Regions from separate parts of the Homo sapiens genome. Here region 2 is linked to region 1. The links are chromatin contacts, found by Hi-C or POLR2A ChIA-PET in ENCODE. All regions are on one chromosome and are shown on one strand. The core of a region is the stretch at or near the end of the contact, and the rest is flanking DNA. Distances in the headings are between cores, read along the strand shown. Region 1 has its middle 27 kb from the start of PTPN1. Region 2 overlaps BCAS4 (breast carcinoma amplified sequence 4).

Evidence for each region. A loop is a pair of places that touch in the nucleus more often than their neighbours do. ChIA-PET counts read pairs that join two places held with the same protein, here RNA polymerase II (POLR2A). Pooled maps may share reads with other maps.
Region 2: a loop to region 1 is called in a pooled map, with 2.7 times the contacts of the local background. The contact joins two enhancer-like sites. A Hi-C loop is called at or near these places in 1 of 50 pooled maps. POLR2A ChIA-PET finds 5 or more read pairs at or near these places in 2 of 52 experiments (Panc1 and activated B cell).

What each region holds. Positions count from the first base shown.
Region 1 is chr20:50,480,616-50,486,230 of GRCh38, reverse strand. No RefSeq gene overlaps it. Among named protein-coding and RNA genes, the nearest start is that of PTPN1, 27 kb to the left of the region's middle. RefSeq lists enhancers at 2,250-2,359, 2,400-2,449. Within about 2 kb of position 2,595, at least 38 of the 41 ENCODE cell types and tissues checked have a DNase peak (open chromatin) inside an H3K27ac peak, as active enhancers do.
Region 2 is chr20:50,815,940-50,821,554 of GRCh38, reverse strand. BCAS4 (breast carcinoma amplified sequence 4) reads right to left here. Exons shown (of 5, transcript NM_198799.4): 2 at 3,273-3,344. Among named protein-coding and RNA genes, the nearest start is that of BCAS4, 24 kb to the right of the region's middle. RefSeq lists enhancers at 698-1,199, 2,183-2,232, 2,720-2,769, 2,780-2,829. Within about 2 kb of position 3,059, at least 22 of the 41 ENCODE cell types and tissues checked have a DNase peak (open chromatin) inside an H3K27ac peak, as active enhancers do.

The sequences.
Region 1 (5,615 bases), core at 1,346-3,845:
CTCTACTAAAAATAGAAAAATTAGCTGGGCGTGGTGGCGGGCACCTGTAATCCCAGCTATTCGGGAGGCTGAGGCAGGAGAATTGCTTGCAAACGGGAGGTGGAGGTTGCAGTGAGCCAAGATCATGCTGCTGCACTCCAGCCTGGGTGATAAGAACGAAACTCCATCTCAAAAAAAAAAAGAGTTCTCATCTTGTTACTCGTGAGTAGTATTCCATTGTACAGATGTACTGCCGTTTGTTCAATCTTTCCTCAGTAGAGGGGCATTTAGATGGTTTCCCATATTTTGGCCTTTATGAATAAAGCCACTATAAACGTTCTTGTACAGGTTTTTGTGTTTTTATTAAATAAACAGTTTTTATTTCATTTGGGTATATTTCTAAAAGTGGGATTTTTACTTTATTTATTTATTTATTTATTTATTTATTTTTATAGAAACGGGGTCTTACTGTGTTGACCAGGCTGGTCTCAAACTCCTGACCTCAAGCAATCCTCCCATCTTGGCCTCCCAAAGTGCTGGGATTATAGGCATAAGCCACTATGCCTGGCCAGGATTGGTGAGTTGTATGATAACCGTAGGTTTAACTTTACAAACAAACAAACAAACCTGCCAAACTGTTTCCAAAGAAGCTGTACTGTAGGAGGCTGAGGCACGAGAATCCCTTGTACCCAGGAGGTGGAGGTTCCAGTGAGCCGAGATTGTGTCACTGCACCTCAACCTGGGCAACAGAGCAAGACTCTGTCTCAAAAAAAGAAAGAAAGAAAGAAAGAAAGAAAGAAAGAAAGAAAGAAAGAAAGAAAGAGAGAGAGAAAGAAAGAAAGAGGAAAGGAAGGAAGGAAGGAAGGAAGGAAAGAAAGAAAGAAAGAAAAAAAAAAACAACCAAAGAAGCTCTACCGTTGTGCATTTCCACCAGTGTATGGGAGTTCCAGTTGCTCTGCATCTTAGTCAGCACTTGATGTTGTCTGTTGTCATTTAGTTTATTTTTATTATTTTAACCATGCTGAAATGAATTTTAAAAGTAAAAGTGGCTGGGCATGGTGGCTCACGCCTGTAATCCCAGCACTTTGGGAGGCCGAGGTGGGCAGATCACCTGAGGTCAGGAGTTTGAAACTAGCCTGGCCAACATGGAGAAACCCCCGTCTCTACTAAAAATACAAAATTAGCCAGGCATGGTGGCACATCCCTACTCGGGAGGCTGAGGCAGGAGAATTGCTTGAACCTGGGAGGCGGAGGTTGCAGTGAGCTGAGATTGCACAATTGCACTCTAGCCTGGGCAACAAGACTGAAACTGTGTCAAAAAAAAAAAAAAAAAAAAGGAAAAGTGACCATGGATAAAGGCTAAAATTTATAACTCAGACTCTAAGGCCCTGTGTGAACTGAGCCCTGCCCATTTCACCAGGCCACTCTCTGTTCTCCAGTATCCTTTCAGGTCTGGCTACAGGGCCTTTGCACATGCTGTCTACTCTACTTAGGATGCCATTCCTGCTTTCTGCCTGGCTAATGCCTATTGTCACATGGATCTCGTCCTAAAGGCACTTCCTTGTGGGTATGCCTAGATTCTGTTTCCTTGTTACATGTTTTCGTATCTGCCTTTCTTATTTACCACAGTGGTTCTCAACTGGGAGTGATTTTGCCCCCCAGGGGCCATTTGACAATGTCTGGAAACATTTTTGGTTGTCAAAACCAGGGTAAGAATGCTACTGGCATCTAGTGGGTAGAGGCCAGAGACGCTGCTAAATATCCTACAATGCCCAGAACAGCCTACAGGAATGATCCAGTCAAAATTTCACTAATGCGGAGGTTGAGAAACCTGTATCACAACGTAATCAACTAATTGCTTTTTATGGCTGCCTTCCTGTTCCCATCTCACTCCCCCACTTCCCCATCTAGGCTTCCCTTACCCCCTCCTCGCCATGTGTATTTAGCTGTTTAATGCCTCCTTTTCCTGCTAGAGTATAAAGCCTAAGGGGCAAGGATTGTGTCTGTCTTGTTTTCTATATATTGCGTATCATAGGTGCTTAATAAATGTGTCAAATGAATAAAAGAGCAAATGAAAACTATCTTTCATAAAGCACATCTTTAAGGACACCAGAAAGCTTTCCTCTTGACTTCTGTCTTGGTAACTCTAAATATTATTTGGAAAAAAAATAAACAAGGTGGTGGGGAGGAGGGAGAGGGAGAGAAAAGCAGAGAAGAGGAGGACAAGGAGAAAAGGAAGAGGGAGATAGAGAACACTGTCTTTGTAGACTCAATCTGAGCTGGAATTCCAGCACTTAACTGTCACATAGTCAAGAGCAAGTCACTTTCCCTCTCTGAGCTCGTTTTTCTCAACTGTACAATGGGAATCAGAAAACGAAAGTAACTGTGCTAATGGCTGGCAACTACCCTGCACTTTATAAATGTTAGTTTTGTTCCTTTCTTCCTTTCCCCTCCTTCTCCTAAGTTTCCTGGCCAGCATCAGTGCTCACTCATCCTCCTCAGCCCACTCAAGAGAGCTGCCTGAAGCTAGATGGACAGTTCTATAAATGCTGGTGACGTATACCCAACCTCCGGCACCCGCATCTCTCTGCCCAGAGCCTGTGTGCTTCATGTGCGCATGGCAGGTCACATGTGTGGGAAGGGAAGTGTACTGGAGTTGCTGGCCCCGGGCACCACCTTCAACCGCTGAGAGTGGTCATTGCGGATAAACAGCACAGTTTCCCCAACCCTTCCTGAGACAATCTTGCGGTATACTCCACATCATCCCCTGAGGGCCCCTCTGGGACTGTGCCCCAGTTGCCCATAAAGGTAACTAGCTCTTTTTTTTGTTTGTTTGTTTGTTTTTGAGACAGAGTCTTGCCCTGTTGCCCAGACTGGAGTGCAGTGGCATGATCTTGGCTCACTACAACCTCTGCCTCCCGGGTTCAAGCAATTCTCCTGCCTCAGCCTCCCAAGTACCTGGGATTACAGGCACCCACCGTCACGCCCGGCTAATTTTTGTATTTTGTTTCACCATGTTGACTAGGCTGGTCTTGAACTCCTGACTTCAGGTGATCCGCCCTCCTCAGCCTCCCAAAGTGCTGGGATTACAGGCATGAGCCACTGCGCCTGGCCAACTGCCCAACTTCTAACTGGTAGTATGTGCATCTTTTTCTATGAGTTTTTTGGGTTTTTTCTTCTGGTTGTCAGAGTCAAGCAGCCTAAAGGAGGTTGGAGAATGAATATTCCTTCTCTTCTTTCCAGCTGCCTTCAACCAAGGAATGGATAGAGGTGGTGTATAAATACCCCAGCTTCCTGATTGTTTTGCAGTGGGCAGGTCTATGCAAACTTACCCCAAAGTCCAAGGAAGCTGAGAGGCTGAAGAGATGATGCTGACATACTCAGTTCCTTAGAAAGAAACTTTTAATAGAAACTTAGAAACAGATGCCACGTCTGTGTCTCCTGCGGTGGCCAGACAAGATGGTGGATCCCCACTCCATTATCTCCCAGACCCAGGGCTTCTATACCATAGGAGAGGGGTGGTTCAGAAGGGATGTGTAGAACAGTTGAAGTAAGATAACATCAAGGTTGTTTGACCTAAGGACAGGATATAGAGTCAGAACCTGCTCTTACACAAGGAATAATAGATAAACTAGAAATCTTAGAGGCCTTCTTGGAACAGGGGTTAATCAGAAGCCAACATGGCGGATTAGCTTCCAAGATGGAGTTGCTGATCCTTCAGGTAAGATAACTCTGAGACATGTGTTCTACACAGGTGGAATTAAGCTTCACTTGCCTAGGGCAGTAACTGTCTTGATAACTTGCTTAATATTGGTTGTCCTCCTTTCCCTGGGTCTCTTTTCTTCTCTACTCGTATTTCTTTTGCCTTCCAAAGAAGTGATGTGTCCTTGAGTCTTTGTCTCAGGGTCTGTATCTAGAGAATCTAAACTAAGATATGAGGTGTGCCAACAGGGGATTCCAAACTAAGACACTTATCAATTAGATCCAATTGCAAACGGTCTTGCTTTAAATCTCCCCAAAAGAACAGAATGGGACATGCTGTTCTTCAACTAAACAGCACTCCTGTTTACCATCTGGGGCCAAACCACGGGGCTCCTATTCCCTGAGTGGAAGGACCTCATCTTCCCATGGTATTCACAAGGCTCACACCCCACCTTTTCATACATAAATCACCCCCTTTATTTCACATGAACATCTTTGTTGTATTTTGCAGAAAGTTACCCTTACTGAAACACAGAGGACGCTCTGTTGGTAGCTTTGGAAATGGCCCTTGGGGCTCCAGCTGGGAGCATCTCATGTTCTTGTTCCTACGTAGTTACTTTCTGGGGATAGTCACACATGTTGAATGTTGGCAGGGAAGAGTTACCCTAGTCCAACACTTTCATTTGCCAAAAATAAGTTTTGAGGATGGCTGATGGGAAATCCCACAGTGCCTACCAATGGTATCATGCTACTTTATGCTGTTTTCTGAATGTTCTTTCATTTTATAACGTGAATATAATGAATGTTTGCTGATTTGGGGCCACCCTGAATCTACGGCACTCTCTTCCATGCCAAGTAACCTGAGTTTCCATTTGGGAACCACCCCTTCTGGAAGTTCGCTCCATCAGGAAGTTCCCTTGAGCCTGTAACCCAACAAGGAGCATGTGACTTAGCACCAACGAACCAGAGCAGTGGAGGTACAATAACTATGATGATTGGCTAGGTACAGTGGCTCACGCCTGTAATCCAGTGCTTTGGGAGGCTGAGGCGGGGGGATGACCTGAGGTCAGGAGTTCGAGACCAGCCTGGACAACATGGTGAAACCCCGTCTCTACTAAAAATACTAAAATTAGCCGGGTATGGTGGCGGGAGCCTGTAATCCCAGCTACTTGGGAGGCTGAGGCAGGAAAATTGCTTGAACCTGGGAGGTGGAGGTTGCAGTGAGCCAAGATTGCACCACTGCACTGCAGCCTGGGTGACAGAGCGAGACTCCGTCTCAAACAAACAAACAAACAAAAAAACTACGATGATTGGCTTAGAGATGGGTATGTGGCACAGATTGGTTCAATCAGAGTTCATCTCAGGATTTGTTTAGTAGCTACTAAGAAGGCATGCTTTCTCTTGCTCCTCGTGAGCTTAGAGTGGTTGGGCAGCTAACAAATGCACTTGGCTAACTGAACATCTCAATTCCAGAGGAGCTGTTTATTCCCCCAGCTCTCCTGTTGGGTCACCATGGTCTACTGTGTCCCTTGACTGAAGGATGACACAGCTTCTGTCAGGTAGCCTCTCTGTAGAGCTCCCTCTCTCTGGACCTGGAGACCACTTCTTCCTTTGCTCCTCCAGGCCACTGTTACTATGTGGGGGTGCTAAGGACCCCTCTGTTACTATCTAGCTGTGATAAACTCCCTTTGTTACTATCGCTGGAGTGATGCAGCATCCCTGGGTTCTGTAAATCCCACCTACATTTTGTTATTGTTGTTGTTAATTGTTTATTTATCAAGAGAAACTATTTCTTTTTTCTTTTTTTTCTTTCTTTTTTTTTTTTTTGAAACAGTCTTGCTCCATTGCCCAGGCTGGAGTGCAATGATGGCACAATCTCGGCTCACTGCAACCTCCGCCTCCCAGGTTCAAGTGATTCTCCTGCCTCAGCCTCC
Region 2 (5,615 bases), core at 1,810-4,309, 330 kb before region 1:
AAGCAGCTCTTAAAGAGAAAAAAGAGGCCCCAAGCTAGGGCTGATCACCGGACACCTCTCTCTGTAGTCATGTAGCCCCACAGCACACAGCAGACATACCAGGTAAGCCAAGCATGAACCTCTAGGGGCCAAGAGGATTTCTAGAATATAAATGGCATTGGCACAGCGTGCCCATGCAGGGGCTGTAAGCTCAAACACCCCCAGGGGTCCCACAAGCGTCACATATTTGCAGAACTGGCTGGGCACATTCTGTCAACACAGACACATGGGAAGAGTCTTTGCTTCCAAAAGGATGCATGTTCTCTTCCATTTCTTGGAACATGGGATCCTCTTGGTCTGGCTTTACTTTCCCACTTTCAGTAGGGTCAAAAGAACAGAGAAACATCATCTATCAAAAATACACAAGCACGTGGCGGCTGTGGAGTCAGGAAGGCTCCCCGGGAGCAGCCAGCACTGTATCAAGCTGGAAAGCACGCTTGCTGCCCACAGCAGGTGGTCGCTTGCTTGCCACGTGACATGGCGGCCGATGCTTGCAAGGTAGGAATGAGTACCCCAGGAGGGCCAGATCTTTGCTTTTCTGAGAGAAGCCGGAACTCTAGATTTTTCACATGAAATTCTAAAAATGTCACAAGCTAATGCCTGCTTTTTTCCCCCCCAGAAACATCAAATTATCTGCAGGCAGGATTGGACCTGTGGGTCATCTGTGTGTGGCCTCAGGATTAAATCTTTCCATGAAGCATCTCCAGGCTTCGAGTTAGGAGGACCTGCCTGATGCTGCCTGCAATCTTGAGTCTCCTGGCAACACAGACACACACACTTCCCACCACAGGAAGCTGTGATGGTTTTTCAGGGCTGGGCCACATGGGTCTCTCCGCCTGTCCACATGGACTTCTGCCCCCAGCCCTCTTCAGGCTGATGCTGGGTCTCCTTGCGCAGAATGCCCATGTGGATGACGGGATGGGATTTGAAAACAAAGGTGTCCCTGGAGCATCCATCCACACCATCCTCCCGACCTGCCTTCCCTGCCCGCAACCACGATCCTTCACCCAGTGCCCAGCCATACCACATCCCTGGCCTCCCCGCCTTTGCACAGGCTGGTCCCTCTGCCTGAATGCACTCCTTCCCCATCTGTTGAATTCTCTATTTCTCCTTACAGCCCCAGATTCATCACCACCTGTTATACGAAGCCTTCCCAATTTCCTAGGCAGGACTTAGCACCCCTGGCTCTGGAATCCCTTCACACCTTGACCTTACCTTGACAACAGCACTGTAGCATGGGACGGCACCAACTGATACCCAAATCAGTCTCCCCACATACACTGGGGCTTGATGGGAATGGAGATGGACTGAACTCTCTTTGCATACTCAAGTTTATGACGGGGCCCATTCATGAGAAAGTGCCCAATGCAGCCGGGCATGGTGGCTCACGCCTATAATCAATCCCAGCACTTTGGGAGGCCGAGGCGGGAGGATCACTTAAGGCCAGCAGTTCAAGACCAGCCTGGTCAACATGCTGTCTCTACTAAAAATACAAAAATTAGCCAGGCATGGTGGTGCATGCTTGTAATCCCAGCTACTCAGGAGGCTGAGGCAGGAGAATCACTTGAACCCGGGAGGCAGAGGTTGCAGTGAGCCGAGATTGCATCACGGCACTCCAGCCTGGGGGACAGAGCGAGACTCTATCTCGAAAGGAAGGAAGAAAGGAAGGAAGGAAGGGAGGGACGGAGGGAAAGACGGAAAGACAGAAAGACGGAAAGACAGAAAGACAAAGACAGAAAGAGAAAGAAAGAGTCCAATGCGTGGTGGTAAAGAAAGGACAATCCAGGCTGTTAAAAGCCTGTCTTGTTACCTAGCTCCCACCTGGACCCACATCTGAACGTAAAAATTGACTCAAGAGAAGAAACCATATAGGTCCTCTTGGGATTTCTGCTGTGACCCTAGAGGCTGGGCCGAGGTCCGCTGAATAGGTAGGGATGACTCAGTGCCTGCTGTCTAGGGTGGCTTTGTGCCGGGCACAAAGAAAGGCGTTCAATGAACATCTGGGGCTGCTGTTACTGTTACTCCCTTGGGTTCTCACAAACACTCTCAGGGTCCGGACACGGTGCTTCTCAGGGACATAAACGCACACCACTGGGCCCAGGTGGCCAGGCTTCCTCCACTCTGGGGAGACACAGGGCCTGGTCACAATATGGAGCTCTACCCTTTGGGCCTCCAGGCAGACACCTCAAGCCCAGGTTACTGGTTTGCCTCTAATAAGCTTGGGAGCTTCTAGAAAATTCTATCAGCACTCCTGGGGGCTCCACACCTGGCTGGCAGCAATCCTAGGAACACTGGGATCTAGAAGCAATTTCTTTTTCTTTTCTTTTTTTTTTGAGACACAATCTTGATCTATCACCCAGGCTGGAGTGCAGTGGCGCAATCTCAGCTCACTGCAACCTCCACCTTCCGGGTTCAAGCAATTCTCCTGCCTCAGCCTCCTGAGTAGCTAAGATTACAGGCGCCTGCCACCACACCCGGCTAATTTTTGTATTTTTGGTAGAGGCAGGGTTTCACCATGTTGGTCAGGCTGGTCTTGAACTCCTGACCTCAAGTGATCTGCCCGCTTTGGCCTCCCAAAGTGCTGGGATTACAGGTGTGAGCCACTGCACCCAGCCTCTAGAGGCGATTTCTAGAGACTCTGGCGTGGGAGGCTTTGTCTTCTGGGCCATTGTCTTCCATCTTCCTCCTCAGCCAGGCTAGTAGATTTGGGCCAACCAGACAGAGTAGGAGGTAAAAGCAGAGAGAACAGAAGGATTCAGGAAGGAACTCGATGCCCAACTCCACCACGGGCTGTGGCCTGGGCAAGAGGCTCCTCCTAGGCCTCGCAGGCCTGAAGCCATTTCCTGGCTGTCTCCATGTTTGCACAGGGGACGGTGCAGAGCTGAGGAAAGTTAAATATAGTCTAGCGTCCCCGCTGAACGGCTCCCTGCATCGGTGCCCGAGAGTGCCACCTTGTGGTCCACTCCTGGCTCCTCTGCGGAATAAAAACCATCTCGAGGGAAGGACGAGATCAAGATGGCCGCCTCAGGAAGCACTTGGGGTTGAGTGAGAGAGAGAGAGCGAGAGAGAGAGAGAGGAGGGAGTGTTTGCACGTGGCTTTCCTCTCAGCGCTGGCCGCTGCCCCATTCCTCCTGGTTGCTAACTCACCACCAAAATGGCTTCCGCAGAAAACTCCAGCAAGGGCCTGAAGTCTGGCCTGGGCCTAAACCCACGCCTTCCAGGCAGCCACTCACCAGGTCAGCCAGGCTGCAAAACTCTTCCAGCCTGAGGAGCATGCCCTCGATGGTCTCCTCCACCTCCTTCGCCTGAAAAAGAGACGATATCCTGGAGATTAGCAAGTGGTTTCCAGGGAGACAAACACCCTTCATTTTTTTTTTTTTTTTAAAGCAAACTAAGTCTTAGGATTATGTGCCCGGTTCCTGCTCGACCCCCTTCCACTGCCTCCTTTGAAAGAGCAATAAACAGGCAGCAGTCCTGGCGCCCATCACGGAGGACTGGTTAAAGCCACCACGGCCTCTCCATTCTATGCAGCTTTCAAAAGAGACAAGATCAACAAATACAGGAAATAACAAAGCTACCCGTATCCTCCACGTTGTACAGATGAGGACACGGAGGCTCAGAGAGGTGGGGTAACCTGCTCAAGATCACACAGTTAACAAACAGCGGGGCAAGGATCCTAATCCAGATGGAGTCCACAACCTCACAGCCTGCTCTAATAAACACAGTGGCCCCGGTGATACCCCGGAGAGGAAAAGCAAGCTGCAGACGGTGTCAGATACAAACCATACCAAAAAAAATGTGTGAGGCGGGCGGATCACCTGAGGTCAGGAGTTTGAGACCAGCCTGACCAACATGGCAGAACCCCGTCTCTACTCAAAATACAAAAATTAGCCGGGCATGGTGGCGTGTGCCTGTAGTCACAGCTACTCCGAGGCTGAGGCAGGAGAATCGCTTGAACCTAGGAGGCGGAGGCTGCAGTGAGCCAAGATTGCACCACTGCACTCTAGCCTGGGCAACAGAGCGAGACTCCGTCTCAAAAAAAAGTACATGTCTTCACAGAGAAAGGCCTGGAATGATATGTGCCAGACTGCTAATAGTTAAGAGATGTGCTTATACTTAAAAAATTTGTTGTTTATCTGAAATTCAAATTCAACCGGGCATCCCATAGTTTCTTTGGAAACCCTATTAACAGGGCTTACTTAGCCCTGGGCAGGAGGAGTTGGGAAAGGGACTCTGACAAGGGAAACTTGAATTTTTTATGTTATGTAAAGGGTCCATGGCCGGGAGCAGTGGCTTATGCCTGTAATCCCAACATTTTGGGAGGCCGAGGCAGGAAGATCACTTAAGTCCAGGAATTCGAGACCAGTCTGGGCAACATGGTGAGACTCCATCCCTTTAAAAAAAAAAAAAAATTAGCCCAGGTGCACTGGCTCACGCCTGTAATCCCAGCACTTTGGGAGGCTGAGGCGGGCAGATCACGAGGTCAGGAGATCGACACCATTCTGGACAATGTGGTGACCCCATCTCTACTAAAAATACAAAAATTAGCCGGGTGTGGTGGCACACACCTGTAGTCCCAGCTACTCAGTAGGCTGAGGCAAGAGAATCGCTTGAACCCGGGAGGCGGAGGCTGCAGTGAGCCAAGGTCACACCACTGCACTCCAGCCTGGGCGACAGAGCGAGATTCCGTCTCAAAAAAAAAAAAAAAAAAAAAAAAAAAAAAATTAGCCAGGCATGGTGGTGCATGTCTGTAGTCCCAGCTACCCAGGAGGCTGAGGCTGCAGTAAGCAGTGATCGCACCACTGCACTCCAGGCTGGGCGACAGAGTGAGAACTTGTCTTTAAAAAAAGAAGAAGAAATAAAACCCAGTCATCAGGCTGGACATTAACATAAATGAGTGAAACAGGCCATCAGGCTTGTGATCTGAGAGGTGCTCATCCAGTCCTCCAGCTGCTGGCCACTAGCTGCCATCAGGAAATGCAGGCCCGGAGCTGCCAGATCTTTCCATTTTCCAAGAGAAGCCAGAAATCCTAATTTGATAGGAAATGCCCCAATGTTTAAACATTGGAACACATTTAAAAAACCCTTTAATGCTTCACAAATTAAGCCAATAACGAACGTGCAGAGGGCCTGCCAGTGTACAACTGCTTCATGCACTTGTGTAAAAATTAGGGAAATAATTAGCGGTTTGGCCAGGCGTAGTGGCTCACGCCTGTAATCCCAACACTTTGGGAGGCCAAGGTGGGCAGATCACCTGAGGTCAGGAGTTCGAGACCAGCCTGACCAACATGGCGAAACCCCGTCTCTACTAAAAATACAAAATTTAACCAGACGTGGTGGCACGCGTCTGTAGTCCCAGCTACTCAGGAGGCTGAGGCAGGAGGACTGCTTGAACCCAGAAGGAGGAGGTTGCGGTGAGCCAAGATTGTGCCACTGTACTCCAGCCTGGGAGACAGAGCAAGATCTGTCTTCAAAAACAAAAAAGAAAAATTAGGTTTTTTTTCCCCCTCAAGTTATCTACTACTTTTATGACTTCTAAAATACCAGTTTCTGTTGTTATTTTTGTAATGGCCAGC